Linked DNA regions of Mus musculus: regions 1 and 3 are each linked to region 2. A link is a loop called in an ENCODE intact Hi-C map of the cell type or tissue named here. Cell type or tissue: left cerebral cortex. All regions are shown on one strand.

Region 1 (5,000 bases), 290 kb before region 2:
AATTTCTTCTTAAAGCACAATGTTAAGTCAAAATTGTATTAGGTAGCAATCGAGAAAGGTCAAACAAAACCTAATTCAAAAAGCTTATGCTGCCTTTAAACTTAAGATAGTAAAAATATTTATAAAGGAAGTCAAAGTTATAGAAGCATAAAAGATTAATGTTTGGTTTGGTTTTAGTGTTTTTAAAAGAAAAATAAGGGGGAGAAACAGTACTAATTCTGTCTAGTCAATATCTCTTCTACTTTCTCAAACACCCAATACTCACCACATACAAAGCATATTTATGATGCCTGAAGCATAAAACATATGTTCTTACGCTATCTACATTTTAATCTCTTGATATCACAACTATGTAGCGGCCCTCAGGAGCAGAGCCATACATAATCTCAGGCACCCTGGGTCACCTCGTAAGAATAGGAGAAAAACAGTGAAAAAGGAGAAAAGTATCTTATCTTAGATCAGTGGTTCTCAACCTTCCTAAGGCTGTGACTCTGTATTTAATACAGTAAGTATGTCATATTGTGGTGAGTCCCAACCATAAAATGATTTTCACTGCTTCTTCATAGCTGTAATTTTGCTGTTATCAATCACAATATAAATATCTGATATGCAGGATATCTGATATTGACCCCTGTAAATCATCCCCAGAGGAGTTGCAAGCCACAGCTTGAAAGCTGCTGTCTTAGAAGCACATGTTATAAATTTAGAAACTTCAAAGAGATGTTTCAAAAGGAGAAGTTTCAAAACAGTATATTTTAGAGATTTCTGGGTCTTCCCTCCTTCAATCTACATGGTATAATATTTTCTAGATGAGTCTAGTTTATCAATCTGATTACCAATCGCTCCATAACAGTAACTATTCTTGGGGTTACTGCAGGATTTCTAATGTTTAGAACTCACCTTAGATTACTGTTAAAAACCAGGTTATTGGTCCCCTGCCATCACTTACAGACCTCCAGCACTCTAACCAAGGTTTCTAAAATGACAGTTGTACTTTTTAAAACCATAAACCCAGCGGAGTTGGTAGGTTTAACTTCACACACATTTTAATTCCAGCATCGGTGCAGCTGTTTCACTGCCCAACTCAAAGACAACTTCTTCCCTGTCTGAAACCTAGACTAGGCTCTTGCTACAACTTTACACAGGCAATAATTACAGTTGTGGTTATTTTAGCATATTTTCTTTATTTTCATATACCACAAAAAATATGTAGCACTACTTCAAACACCATTAGAAAAATACTTTACAATATGTGTTATATGGACAGTTAGCCATTACTCAGCCAGATGGCTAACTCTAGCCTGCAGACATGGTTTTTAAATTAAAAAAAAAAATTAAACAAGCAAACAAAAATATCCAACAGAGATTACAAACAGTTTTCAAGACAATATTACCAAGCAATCTAAAAAAAGGCTGTCTACCCTTATCTAAGTTATATAAATATATATAATCTTTCTAATTACTAAGAAAACTAAAGCTAGAGATCAAAATGCTAAGCAAAACAAAACAGTAAGAAAGATAAAACACTATTTTCTCTCATATACAGAATTTTTAATTTTTAATCTCTGTATATGGCATAAAAGCATAAGTGTGACTGGGAGGGGTATTAAGTGAGAGGGAGGTGGGAGCAGGAGAGGGTAATGGAATATACAGAAATATGTGCACTCACCCCCCCACACTCACACACATATATATACATACACCCAGACACACACACACACACACACACACACACACACACACACACACACACACACAATGAAAGCAGAAAAGGCATTTGGGGGAAATGGAGACCCGCAATTAGCAAGGAAGAGGGTCCAAAGATGGTAGTGGGGAAGAAAAATGAGCCCAGTAAATGATACATATGCGTGAGAATGTCATGTCAAATTCTATTTTTTGTATGCTAACTAAAAATGGTGAAAACAAAACAAAGTGGTATATGGTTCTGTATTACTTTCATAGCCAAGTTCCTGCTGATGACAAGCAAACTTTCTTCTCCAGGGCTTCTTCCTACTTGACTCTTCACACCTCATGGGGCCTAGCTCCAACCTCTGCCTGATCTTCTTTTTCTTCACACTTGTCCTTGGATGCTCCAGAACCTCTCCTCTCACTACTACCTCCAACTCTGCCTGTCACTCTCTTTTGGAATGAGTTTTCCTCTGACACAGAAACTCTTCCTAAATTTCAAGTTGGACTCACTCCAAATGCCCAGACGGTTGTAGCCCTCCTTCACAGCACTTTCAGTCACAGTGGATGCTACACACTTTAAAGATATTGTGCTAAGTTTTTGTTAATGGTCTCCTTTGTTATTGTACACTTCTCAGATAATTTGTAAATTACTTGAAGGAACACATCCCACTGCTTTTGTATCCCTTACTTTAAATAAAAGCTCATCATTCTCTGAGTCTAAGCCATCTCCTCCCAAGCACTATCGTGCAGCAGCTATCTTGTGCAGAAAACTAGCCTAAAGCTTGGGAGTGGTTGATAGGGGATGGGGATCATCAGAAGATGAAACTCACAAAGAAGTTACTGGTAGCCCAGAGGCCGCATGGCAAATGTACACAGTATACATTAAGGCAAACAAAACCCAACCAGTTGGAGAGAAGGTTAAGGATACTGATATAAAAAGAACTCTGAAATAAAGACTAGAGGATTAAACAGGATAAACACTCACAATACATGTAAAAGAACAAAATGTGCCCTTTATCTCTGTGGGTCATCAATTTCTTTGTAATAAGGCACTCTTGATACACATGTTGTACCAAAGTGATCAACTAAAGTACTATAGGACTCAATGGACAGAATTCTAAAGCTGACTTTTTTTTAAACACTCAGAACTTATTTTAGTAATTCTTGTTTTAGAGATAGCATTTAACAACAAAAACCAACGAATTGCTTATCAATACCAGGCTAATAAACTTGGAAATCATATGCGCGTCCTTATATCATGAACCAAGACAAACCCAAAACTCATTTTCATGAAAAAAAAATGCAGTAAGAATGTTTTGCTTTGAAATACCTATTTTGTTTACATCATCAAATGATATTTTAACACTACAGGCAAAATATAAGATGAATAAGCCATATATATGCCAAAAATATAAATATTTTCAAGTAGAAATATTACATATGAGTCTAAGCTATGGCTGAACAAATCATAAATTAAATGTCTTTTACTGAAGTCAAGCTAAAAGACAATATCCATTACAATATTCTTTATTTTTCTCCTGTGTTTTCCAGAATCTCTCAGCCTACATCTCACTAGACAAGGAAAGCAGAGAATTTTTTTCTTCATTTGTATTCAATTTATAGAAATATAGAGATGTAAAAAGGAATCATTAAATGTATGGTAAAATAAATCATCTCTCAATTACATGAAGAGGAAATGATGACACATCACACACACACATACACACACACAAAATCTGTGTTTTCAAATGCACACCATTAATTTGGGAGAAGAAAATTCCCCTTACAATCATGCTTCCCTGAGGCTAGTGTTAATTAAGCATGAGTTTCTTTTTCCTGACCACTGGTGACGAGGATTCAGACAGAAGGGGAAAAGGAAAGAGTTAAGGCAGAGGCATACAGGTGGCCAAAGGGAAGCAGCCTGAGAGAAAAACGTCCCACTTAACCTACAAAGCAAGCCTGGAGAGGATCTATGAAGATAAAACAACACAGAGAAATTTAATATGAAAATGCTAAAATTTTTAAACGTAAAACCTAAACAAGATTTTTCTCCCTATCCCCTTATCTTCTCTCCTCCCTTCAGAGGATGTTATTAGTGGTAAATTACAAGAGGACTAAATTTTTTTAAAAACCCAACGAAAAGCCATGTTTTAAAAGACCTTATCATTGCTTTCCAATAGGCCCAACACCTGTCTCCATGGGTAACTGATCTCATTAGTTGAGAAAAAAAAAATCAATTTAAACAAGAAAATGTTAAGAAGGCAGGGGGGTCATCTCTCTGGAACATTTTTAGGTGACTTAAACAACATTTCCGAGATGACAAGAATTACACACTCCGCAAATACACACAAACTAAATATTTATCTAAACACGGGATATGAGCCAGAAATCTCAATTTGCTTCTGTCTGACATATGGCTCGGTTTTGACTGGCATATGTTTCGTACTGATACTGGCAAAAGCATAGTGATTCAAATATTACAGAAAAGCTTCAACTGCTCTTTCATTCTTACAACTCATCTTAGCCAAGAGGCTGAGAGGCGATGCTTATTTGCTTCTTACAACACGCACAAACTTGGGTTTCAAGAACTGAAACAGACCACAATAGGATGCAGCAACATCATTATGTGGCTCGGTGTTTTTTAAAGTCTACCCGTGAGCACTTCAAGATTATAATACAAAAAGAGGGAAAGCCTTGTCCGCCTGCCACTGTCAGTTAGTAGACGGACAGCCGAGAAGGTGCCCAAAGGAACTTACAGTCTCACTAAAATAAATAATCTCTAGCTCACCATCCTTAGCACCCTCAGCAATCTCTCTCTCTCTCTCCCTCCCTCTCTCTCTCTCTCTCTCTCTCTCTCTCTCTCTCTCTCTCACACACACACACACACACACACACACACGAATACCCCCCAATGCTTTTTATGAAAGGTGATAGTTTAATAAAACTACAATTACCTATCACACACGGTAAAAGCAGCAAGCGCTAGCGATCTGACGTCGAAATTACTCGCTCCTTTTCCTTCACCCAGCGCGTGCCGCCCTTTCCCAGAGTCGTGTCAAAAGTTCACCCACGCAGGCTGCCGAGCTGGGCGAGCACCGCAGCCTCCCTTCCTCCTCGCCACCGACCGAACAGGTGGTTGCCTTACCTGGGGAAGAGGAGCCGCCAGGCACCGGCTGCGGCGGCCGCCCGGGCGGCCAGGCAGGCGGGCGCAGACCCGAAGGGCGTGTTTTCGAGGATTTAACCCTCAGGTGCGCAGGCAGCGCTCCGCTGTCGCCGAGCCCCGGCAGGTGTCGCGCACGTCCCCGCCGCGT
Region 2 (5,000 bases):
TGAACAATCTTCTGAAAATACAAAGATATTATGTCTTGATGCTCTGCTTGGGCTAGTGTATGTGTGTGTGTGCGCGCGCGCATGTGTGTGTATTCATGTGTATAAATTCTGAAGTGTGTATGTAAGTTTGAATGTGTGTTTGCACATATGCATATTATGTTTCTATTTTTCTGTTTGCATATATGTTTGTGCCATATACATGTTCGTGTGTGTGTGTGTGTGTGTGTGTGTCCATATATCTGTGTGCATGTGTGTGTTTCTATATGTACATGTTTGTGTTTGGGTGTCTTGCATGGGTGTTTGTGCTTATGTATGTTGAATGTGCATGTTCATGCGTCTATATGTGTGTGCATGTATGTGTGTATGTGTATATGATTGTGTGTGTTCCTATGTGTAAAAGCATGTGTGTGCATGTGCACAAATGTGTGTGTGTGTATGTGTGTGTGTGTGTGTGTGTGTGTGTGAGAGAGAGAGAGAGAGAGAGAGAGAGAGAGAGAGAATATTTTGCTAGGAGTTAAAGCTAGAATCTGGCTCACACTGAGCACATGCAAGCTCTGTACAGTGAGTTACGGGTTTGAACACTGTATAACACTACTCTTGTGCTAATGCTATTTGTGGACATACTGCTGTATGATCAATAAACTAGAAACCCTTGGGCCAGGCCCAAACATCTAGATACAGCCTGAGGCCCCAGCTAGCCAGAAGAAGCCGTGGCCTGGACAGGGAGGAGGTCTGAAGGGCCAAAACTCGAGTGGACATCAGCCTCAGGCATGAACTTCCTCTAAGACACTGGAAAACAAACATGGAAAATTGGTTTGCAAGGTCCCGTGGATACTGAAGGGCCTTGAGCATGTGGCTCTGATAGGCCTTGATCTTCTCCCTTGTTCTCTCTGCCTTGCCAATAAAAAAAAAAAAAAAAAAGAATTCTATTCCTAAAGCTAGCCATCAAGGACCATTCCCTTATTTAGCCATTTCTTCCTCCTGAGGCTGACTGCCAAGGTTCAGCTCTCAAGGTATTGGAAATCCAGTAATGAAAAGCCCCCTTTTGACACATGTAGTTAATATGCCCAGTTACAATTAAACACCTCATCCTAAAACAGGGTTTCCCCCTTTACCTTTATAAACCACCACTTTCCTATGGGCCATGTCTGTCTCCTCTCTAACCAGAGGCAGTCCTTTGTTCCCCAGAACAAATACCCCTTCCCCTCTCATTTGTCTCCTTCCCCTTCTCCTCCTCCTCTTTGTCTCTCATTCCCTGCCCTCTGTCCCTGTGGGACAGACAAATCTCCTTGGTGCTGAGAACTTGGTCTTGGGGGGTTCCTGAGCCAATAACAATGTCTAAAAGACACACATGCAAGGCCCTGGCTAGACCCTACACAAAGGGCCTTCTACCTTGATGGAACTGTTTGAGTGGCATCTACTTCTGCTCTGGGGTCTCTCTCAGACCACTTTCCAGAATGTAAGAAAAAGAAAGGTATCTATCTCCTGCCTGGAATAGCCCCCCCTTCCCACTGTCTCGGTCTGTTGGCTGCAAACTCCTGGGCTGTGTTTTACTGAGAGACTCACCTTTGACCAGAGAATTCTTCGGTGTGGCCTGGCATATCTATTAGTTTACTCCAGAGGGGTGTGTTCACGATGTTAGGATGTCAAAGAAAAGACAGTGATTTTTTTTTCAGAAGCTGCTGGCAAAGGGGATATGGCTAGCAGCTATCAAGCTCTTGAAATATGAAAATTAATTAAATTCAATTTGGAGAATGAGAATCATCACTTCAGATAAGGATACTGTGATAAATAATGCCTTCAGTAAGAAAAGCACTCCTTGCCGTGCCTCCAGGGTCTCATTCTGAGGCTCGCTGAAATGCAAACAAACGAACGAACGAACAAACAGAGTTTATGAAACAAATTGTATTAATGACAACAAGCCAGTCTCGGGCTCCAACACAATCCAGCAAGGGCTGGAGGCCAAGATCTGTGGAGTTTGTCTCAGGAGCCTCTGCCCAAAGCCACAGGGTTGGGAAAAAAAAGATGAGAGGCACAAGAATGCCCCACAGCTCCCCCTAGTGTTGGTGTCTGGTATTCCACCTGAGCCCAGACTTATTTGTAATTAGTAAACTGATTTTTTTCCCTTTCAGCAGGACTCCTTAACAGTAATCAAACACTACATCGCGCACCCACGAGATCCTCTCACTCCTCTACGCTGAGAGTCTTTTTATTTTATGATAGTTGTCTTAAACCAAATGAGGAGGACGAGACGATGAACAGACGGACCTGCCCAAGAAACCAAGATCGGGGATGGGAATGCGATAGATAATCCCTTATTTAAGGAAAACAATCCTCTCCATGTCTCAGGTGCCTCATTTTGAGAGTTTCCGAAATGCAAACGACAACAGCAAAAGAGTTGTTGCTGGGTACTTGTCTAACATGGCACTGAGTAAACCGGATGTGGTGGCTCGTGCCTAAAATCCCACGACCTGGGTGGTTAAAAGCAGAGGGATTAGGAGTTGGAAGTCATCCTCGACCACATACTGAATTAGAGGCCAACCTAAGATATACAAGACTCTGTCGTAGACAAAGCAATGAATGAATGAACGAGTGATTGAACGGATTTGATGTCTTCTTTGCTAGTTTTTGTGGATGGGGACAAAATTAAAATTTGTTTCTTCTCCAATAAAGCTGGAGTAACCCATGTGTCTGCTTCTCAGAGCTACAAAGATTAAATCGGATCAGCCAGGTGCTGGCCACCACACCTCCCAGTATGCAGCACAGGCTGGGTAACCTTGGTTACTGTTTCTGCCTCCTTCAACGGCCCGCTGAGGCCAGACCTCCTCCTGAGAAGACCACAGACACTCTCCGCCCCTCCCTGAGGATGCCAGAGTACCTCTACTCCTATGCCCCATCCCACTACTCCTCAGTTGAAAGTCTTTACCTGGCCCGAGGTTGCTGGACTTATGCTTGCCCCTGTGTGCTAATCAACACGACCAAATGTGTCACGCGTCATTCCCACAGCCTAGGTAATGGCAATGAGACCTTCCATGACCCTGGCCCAGCTCAGCTGCCCTGAAGGTATGCCAGCAGGGTTCCTGCTTCTCAACCCACTCTCGAGATCTGTTCTCTCAGAGCTGGTCCTTCCCACCTTGGGATCCCTAGGATGAGACTGGATGATCGCATCAAGCTGGAGAGAGCATGCTAACTCTCCTTCCACTCTGGGCAGTATCTGTGCCAACTCAGGTTCCTCCAGGGACACCAATCCAGTTTAGCACTTGCAGACTCTTTTGATGAGTTAGATATGGTGATAAACTTGGGTGACAGACAGGAAAATCAGAAGTTCAGGTCCAGCCCAGGCTATAGCATAAGATCCAACCTCAAAGTCTGGTGGAAGACAAATCCATTGTTACAGCACTTGCTTCATTTGTTAGCCTGAGTTTGATACCCAAGTGTGGCGGTTCCCACTTACAGTTGTAGTATTAAGGGGTGGAGACAGAGGATCGCTGTGGCTCACCAGCCAGCCGATCCAGCCTAATTGATGACCTCCTGATCAACCAGATCATCCTGTCTCAGAGAAGGTGGGTGACACCTGAGAATGACACCTGATGTGCTCTGGCCTTGGCAGGACCATGTACACACATGGAATAAACAAGTAACGAAACTGAAAAAAAAAAAATCCTAACTAGTGTGAACTCTGGACTCTGGGTGATGATCTGTGTGGTGGTTTGAATATGCTTGGCCCAGGGAGTGGCACTATTAGGAGATGTTACCTTCTTGGACTAGGTGTGGCCTTGTTGGAGGAAGTGTGTCACTGTCAGGGTGGGCTTTGAAACCCTCCTCCTAGCTGCCTGCAAGCCAGTCTTTCTCCTGTTTGCCTTCAGAGCAAGATGAAGAACTCCTCTGGCCCCATGTCTACCCGGACACTGCCATTCAGCCTACCTTGTTGATGTGGACTGAACCTCTGAACCTGTAAGCCAGCCCCAATTAAATGTTGTGTTTTATAAGAGTTGTCTTGGTCATGGTGTCTCTTCACAGCAATGGAAATTCCACCTAAGACAATCTGCTGTGGTGACAAATGTGCCACTGTGGTGCAGGCGCTTGACAGTGGAGAAAGCCAGCACCAGGGACAGGCGTTAGATGAAACTCTCCGTGCTCAGTTTTCAGTGAACCTGCAAGTGCTCTAAGGAATAATGCTTTTTAAAGGGTTTTTTTTTTGCATTGATTGATTGATTGGTTGATTGGTTGATTGATTGATGGGGTGGGGCACATACTACAGCCTCCATGTTGTCTGTTCTCTTCTCTTTAAGGATGGACTCAGGTTTCCAGACTTAGGAGCAAGCACCATTACCCACTGATCCATCACACCCTTGTAATGGTCTTTAAGGAAACAATGGTGTGGATAATTCTCTTCCAAGTTTTGGGAACCACACCTCCATCAAGGGAGCTGAAGGAAAACCAGGGCTGTAGTAAGGACCCTTGCAGCTCAAGATGCAGGCAGTAGCAATGATTAATTTCTTGAAACCTGGGGCCCACAGGTGGCAGCTTCTCTGCAGAACAGAATAAAAACAAACAAACATAAAAACAGAACCCACCACCCTTCAGCCTTGTGCCAAGCGCTTCTGTTACGTCTATCTCGTTTCACCCTTGACAACTCAGGAAGGAAATATTAATATTTGCATTTTAAAATACAGAAGAATGGGACCCAGGAGGTTAAACAAACTGGCAGATTGTAGGTCCAAGTGCCTGAATCCATAGCTAGGTTTTTCCTCTCTGATGACAGGAGTGAGGAAAGGTGGGTCTTAATGTGAGTGGAAGAATGACGCGGGGGTGGAGCCTGGAGTTGAGGTGGAATGGAGCTGCTCACTACGTAAAATCCCCCCCCCCTCCCGAGGGCTAACTCTTGAAGGCACCATCGTGTAGTTATTTACAAGCTTAGTTGTCATCAGAAGAATCCACAGATCTGGTAAGGTGGAGGTGATACTGGAGATCGCTCAACCTAAAGAGCAGTCCGTCCT
Region 3 (5,000 bases), 470 kb before region 2:
GATCCCAACTTGAATCCTCTGGAAGAACAATATTCACATTTAAACTCTTGGCCATCTCTCCAGCCCTGTAAACTATACTTTTAAGCAGTTTTCAGACATGTAGTTAACAATTCCAAAGCAAGAGCCAGCAAGATTGCTCAGTGGGCAAAGACATTTTGCACTGCATCCAGTGGTCTGAGTTTGATCCCTGGATCCCACATGGTGGATGAACAGCTCTAGCAAGCTGTCCTCTGCCTCCGCACTCTGGCTAAGGCACCCTCCCTAGCAATGAAATGAAAATGTATACTAAAAAGGAGTCTTCAATACATTCACCACTTTTCATCCACTGACTTTTACTTTTCGGTGAGCCCAGGATTGGGGTGGGTAAGAAAATCAGAACCCAGATTCGAATCATGCCACCCAGGCCCTGTTTGCTAAGTCCAAGACCCAGTTCCATCACCAGCAAGACAGTTTTGGTTTGATGGTAGTTAAAAACAAAGCAACCCCGCCCCCCACCACCAATAAACAAACAAACACCACCACCACATTCTGGCCATTTCCTAACCAACTTGCAAAATTTCGCTCATGGTATTCTTTTTAACATCCCCTCCCCTCCTTCTCTTCAGTTTTCTCTACAGGCCTAAAGTTCCCAAATTGATTCCGCCTGCTGGCTAGGAAATCATCTTGGTGGAGCAGTGTCTTCGGGATTCCTCCCACTGCCTCTACAGACCCTCCCTCCCTGCCCCGAGCCTGGACTGTCTCGGCAGAAGCAGTTTCCTGACAGCTGCTTTGTACTAATTGGACATGAGGTTGTGGAGGATGGGCTTGATGGATGCACTCGGGTAGAGAAGTTGGAGAGTGACCATATTAAAGTATCGAGAGGAGTGCATTACCCCGGAATTTTCAGTGTTCATGAAAAAGATTCTGCCAACTCGGAAAGGCAACCAAGCAAACTATGAATGCCAGAACCTCCACCACCATCGCTGCGGAAACAAGACACAGGCGCCGGAGTTAGCAGAAGCATTCAAATAAAATAAAGTCCTACCCTCTCCCACTCCTGCAAAGGTAACAAGCAAAATAAATTAGAATCTTTACTCAAACAGACCTTCATGCTAATATATATATATATACATATGCATATACATATACATATAGTCGTAAATTGCATTGATGTTTGCTTTCTAGCTGTATGGTAGGTTCATACATGTGTACATATGATTGATTATACACCGGAAAGAGCACCCACTCCTAAGAAGTTGTTTTTGGCGTGCTTCTGCTTCAGAAATACGTTGGTTTTCGTTACAAACGATTAGCAACAGGTCTGTGATGTTTTGGGGTGTTGTGTGTGTGTTTTCCAATTTGGTTTGCCTAAATCTCCAGAATAACTTAACATTTAGTAGAATCTTCAGCCATCAACCTCGTCTTTTCAAGAGAACTATGGGTAAACTCCCAATTGCAAACCTAACAGAGACTGAGGAGCCCCCAGTTATCTGTCCTGGACTTTGGAGAATCATTGCTGGTTCTCCCCACAGGTGGTTCCCCCACAGGTGGTGCCCCCACAGGTATTGCAGAACAAATCTACAGGTGGAGAAGATCAGAGTTACAGTGGCCCTCCCCAGTGTTTAGAAAGGACCCGGACTGTCTGCTGGCGGCCCCTTTCCTTCCGCACCTTGGTCGGGGACCCGGCTCTTGCACGGCTAGCGCCGACGAGCCCGCAGAGGACACCGAGGCCCAGGAAGGGCAGGAAATAGGCGGTGGTGACCCACAGCACGACCCCCAGAGCCTCTAGCTGAGTGGGGCTCGATGGCACTCGCGGCTGAACGCTCCTGCAGCCTTGGTTCCATATTGCGGGGACAGCGTTGGTGTCCTCGAGGACCCAAGAGGAAGCTGCAGGACGCGGAGCGAGGGGTTGATTTGCCAAGTGTGATCCAGGTCCGCAGAGAGGCCGGGGAGGACATCTTGATGGACGCCCACCAGAAAGAAGAAGCTAAGAACAGCGCCACAACCCAGAGCGAGGCAATGAGCGCGCGGATGCCGGATGACAAGGACCCGCGCTGACAGCGGGCAGCCGCTTGGCAGGTAGAGCTCCACACTGAGTGCGGTCTTGGGCAGCAGCGCGGCGTAGGTGCAGCCCTCGCCCAAATAGAGAGATAGGCGGCAGAGAAGCGGCCGGAATCCTCAGGGCCTCGAGCGCCACAGGCGGTACAGGTGGAAGGGAGCCCCATCACCACCATGCTGCCCAGGTACAGGTTGGTGATGATCCACATGTCCTGGTAGCGCCCAATCAGCAGCACCATCACCACGTGGCCGCTTATACCCACCGCGAACAGGTTGGGGCACACCGTGGTCACCGGCACCACAAGGGGGAACGCCGAGCAGCAGCATGAGAACCAGCGCATCCCGCCGCAGGAAATGCACTTGGAAGGATGGTGGATTCATTCACTTGCCAGTACCGCTCAGAGTGCAGGTCACTAGTTGGTTGCGCTCAGTCTCCGCCTACGCACGTGACCGGCTCCCAGAACCTGCCTGGATACTCCTAGTTCCTAGGTACTGCAGGGACTTCCAACTGTGGCCGCACTGCAAGGAACCCTGGGGGGCTAAGCCTAAAGCTTTAGGCTGCATCCTAAAGATGAGGAAGTGCTTCTTCTATCAGGAAGCCTAACTCGAAAAAGAGCAGTCCAGACAAGCATCAGAGCCCAGGAAGGTCAGAGCCACTGCCTGAGCATGGACGAGACTCAAATCTTGCCCTTATACAAGTGAGAGTTTACAAGTGAGGGTGGAGGGCATAGGCCCTCGCGTTAAGGATCCCCCAAAATCTGCAAACGAGCATTTAAAAAAACTAATCACTAAGAACCAGGAACTTAAATGATTGTTTTCACACTGTATGAGTCTTTTAAACTTAAACTAAAAACAGACAATGCCAACACTTGAAAGAACAAAGCTTTGGGAAAAGGTGAAAACCGGTTGGACTATGAGCCACCTTCTAGTAGTCTGACAATAGCTGATGGAAGCTTCCAACTTATCTGGCTCTGTGTTTTCAGCTTAGTCCTCATGGGCCTGTACAAAGTAGTACTCAAGATAGACTCACTAGGATTTGGCTGGCCCACTCAGCTGGCTCCTCCTCCACCACGTCCCCCTAACCCTGGCATTTCTCAGCATCCCTCTTGCCAAAGCCTTTATCTTTGTGAACAAAACAAAACAAAAAGCAAACAAACAAACAAAAACCAAAAAAAAAAAAAAAACCAAAAAAAACCAAAAAAAAACCCTCAAGCCTAGCAAAGTCTTTCATTCATTCCGTTGTGGCTTGCAAGGTCAGTCTCGGGCTGGAGAGATGTCCCACATTGTGGGAAGAGAGAACAGGTTCTTACAAGTTCTCTGTTGGCCTCCACATGCAATGTTGTGGTACACACATGTGCATATTAAAAAGTAGATGCAAAACAATTTAAAAAGTCACCCTTCTTCAATAAATGTAAAAAATATTTCAAATTAAAAAAAAAAATCAACTTCCCTTCCCAAGTTCCTCCTTGCCTTTTGGACTTGAAACTTGGACTAAAAGCCTTCTGCCGTTCTTCCATATATGCAGGAAGTATGGGCATTATGAGGGGTGCTTGACATCTTTCTCACTGCTCTCTTGCCGTTCTAAAACCTGCTTCAGCCAAAGTGCAGCCGACTCCCCCTCCTCCAGCCCTCAATGCTCACATTCACTCCCAAGCATCAGGTTCCTCACTACTGCCCGCCAGCACCACGCTGAGACGAACTACCCCGCCCTTGTGACCATGGCCTGTTGGACTGATGACTTCGTTTCTGTCAATGATTAGGCAAGGCAGGTCCTTGACCCCATCTCATCCAGCCACTCCAGTGGACTGGAATTATTCCTTATGTAAGGATGTGGGAACTCACCTCCATCTTGCCAGGAAGTTCATCCCTACATTTGTTGTGTAGCTCATTTTCCCTCTTGCACATTTCTGTAATCCTTCATGTATTTCCATGACGTTCATTTGGTTTTGACTTTTCCTTGTCCCTTAACCCTCATTACCCCCCGCCCACTTTCCTCTACTTCCCAACTTTAATTACATGAGCAGTAACACCCTCGGTGTCCTTCCCTTTATCTTCATCGCCACACAGCTCCACCCAGAGGACAGCCAGCACTCTAGCTGAGCTCTGCTCTGCCTTCTTTATGCATGCTCTCAATCTGCTGCTGTCACTGGGAAAGCAGTGTCAGCAGGACCTAGCTCAACAGGGCTCACCTAAGCCCATCAAAAAACAGATATTCATTATGATTCATGACAGTAGCAAAATTACAGTTATGAAGTAGCAACGAAAATAATTTTATGGTTGTGGGGGGGAGGGTCACCACAACCTGAGGAACTGTATTAAGGGGTCTCAGCATTAGGAATCTTGAGAATCACTGACTTAGCTTCAGCCCAGTATCCGCCATCTGAATATTTACCCTTCTCTATCTCATTCACTCCCCACTCCTCCAATCTGTGTCCTGCATCTTCATCTTTCATTAACCCTGTTACCCCCTCCCCCACCCTGACACACACACACTAGGACCTTGCATCCAATTTCTCTAAAAATCCAGAAGCGATTGGAAGGAACTATCCATACTGTCCCACTGCCACACTGCTCTGCCCTCCTTACCCTGCTAGACTGAGGATAAGCTGATGGTCCGGAGGCTGGAGACAGTTTGACCCCCTTGAGCATTCCATCATTTCCTGGACAAATCTACTTCCTCTCCTGGGTCATATTTTTTCTTCTGAATTATTTCCATACATTCATTGAAGTTCAAGAGTTTGTTTTCAAGTCTCCAGGCACCTGCCTTCCCAACCTTTTAGACGAGACAATGCAATTTCTTTATCCATAGTGGATCTGTTCTCTGAGCTTTTAGCTGCAGTAGAGCAAGAGGAAAAAAAAAAAAAAAAAGACCTGCTAGGGCAATGCAGGATGCAGCTCAGCCAAAGGAACAGAGCACTTGGGTGCGTTCAGTTTTCCTGGTTTATCTTTGGGTACCTATGGGT

Evidence for each region. Peaks named below come from ENCODE experiments on the same cell type or tissue, not always from the same donor. Only the 100,000 strongest peaks of a DNase experiment are listed, where the experiment ranks them.
Region 1: a loop joins it to region 2, with 2.3 times the contacts of the local background. A loop is called at or near these places in 2 of 42 quality-filtered maps.
Region 3: a loop joins it to region 2, with 4 times the contacts of the local background. A loop is called at or near these places in 2 of 42 quality-filtered maps.

What each region holds. Positions count from the first base shown.
Region 1 is chr14:72,704,560-72,709,559 of GRCm38, forward strand. All of the region lies in intron 1 of Fndc3a (fibronectin type III domain containing 3A), which reads right to left. Among named protein-coding and RNA genes, the nearest start is that of Fndc3a, 2.9 kb to the right of the region's middle. In left cerebral cortex, no CTCF peak of the experiment used is centred here; DNase peaks (open chromatin) are centred at 2,160, 4,224 and 4,892; H3K4me3 peaks cover 1,390 bases; H3K27ac peaks cover 314 bases.
Region 2 is chr14:72,998,508-73,003,507 of GRCm38, forward strand. No RefSeq gene overlaps it. Among named protein-coding and RNA genes, the nearest start is that of Gm41208, 13 kb to the right of the region's middle. In left cerebral cortex, a CTCF peak has its summit at 2,064 (motif pointing left); a DNase peak (open chromatin) is centred at 2,037.
Region 3 is chr14:72,530,294-72,535,293 of GRCm38, forward strand. It overlaps the pseudogene Mlnr-ps. Among named protein-coding and RNA genes, the nearest start is that of Gm30500, 41 kb to the left of the region's middle. In left cerebral cortex, no CTCF peak of the experiment used is centred here; DNase peaks (open chromatin) are centred at 2,112 and 2,407; H3K4me3 peaks cover 927 bases.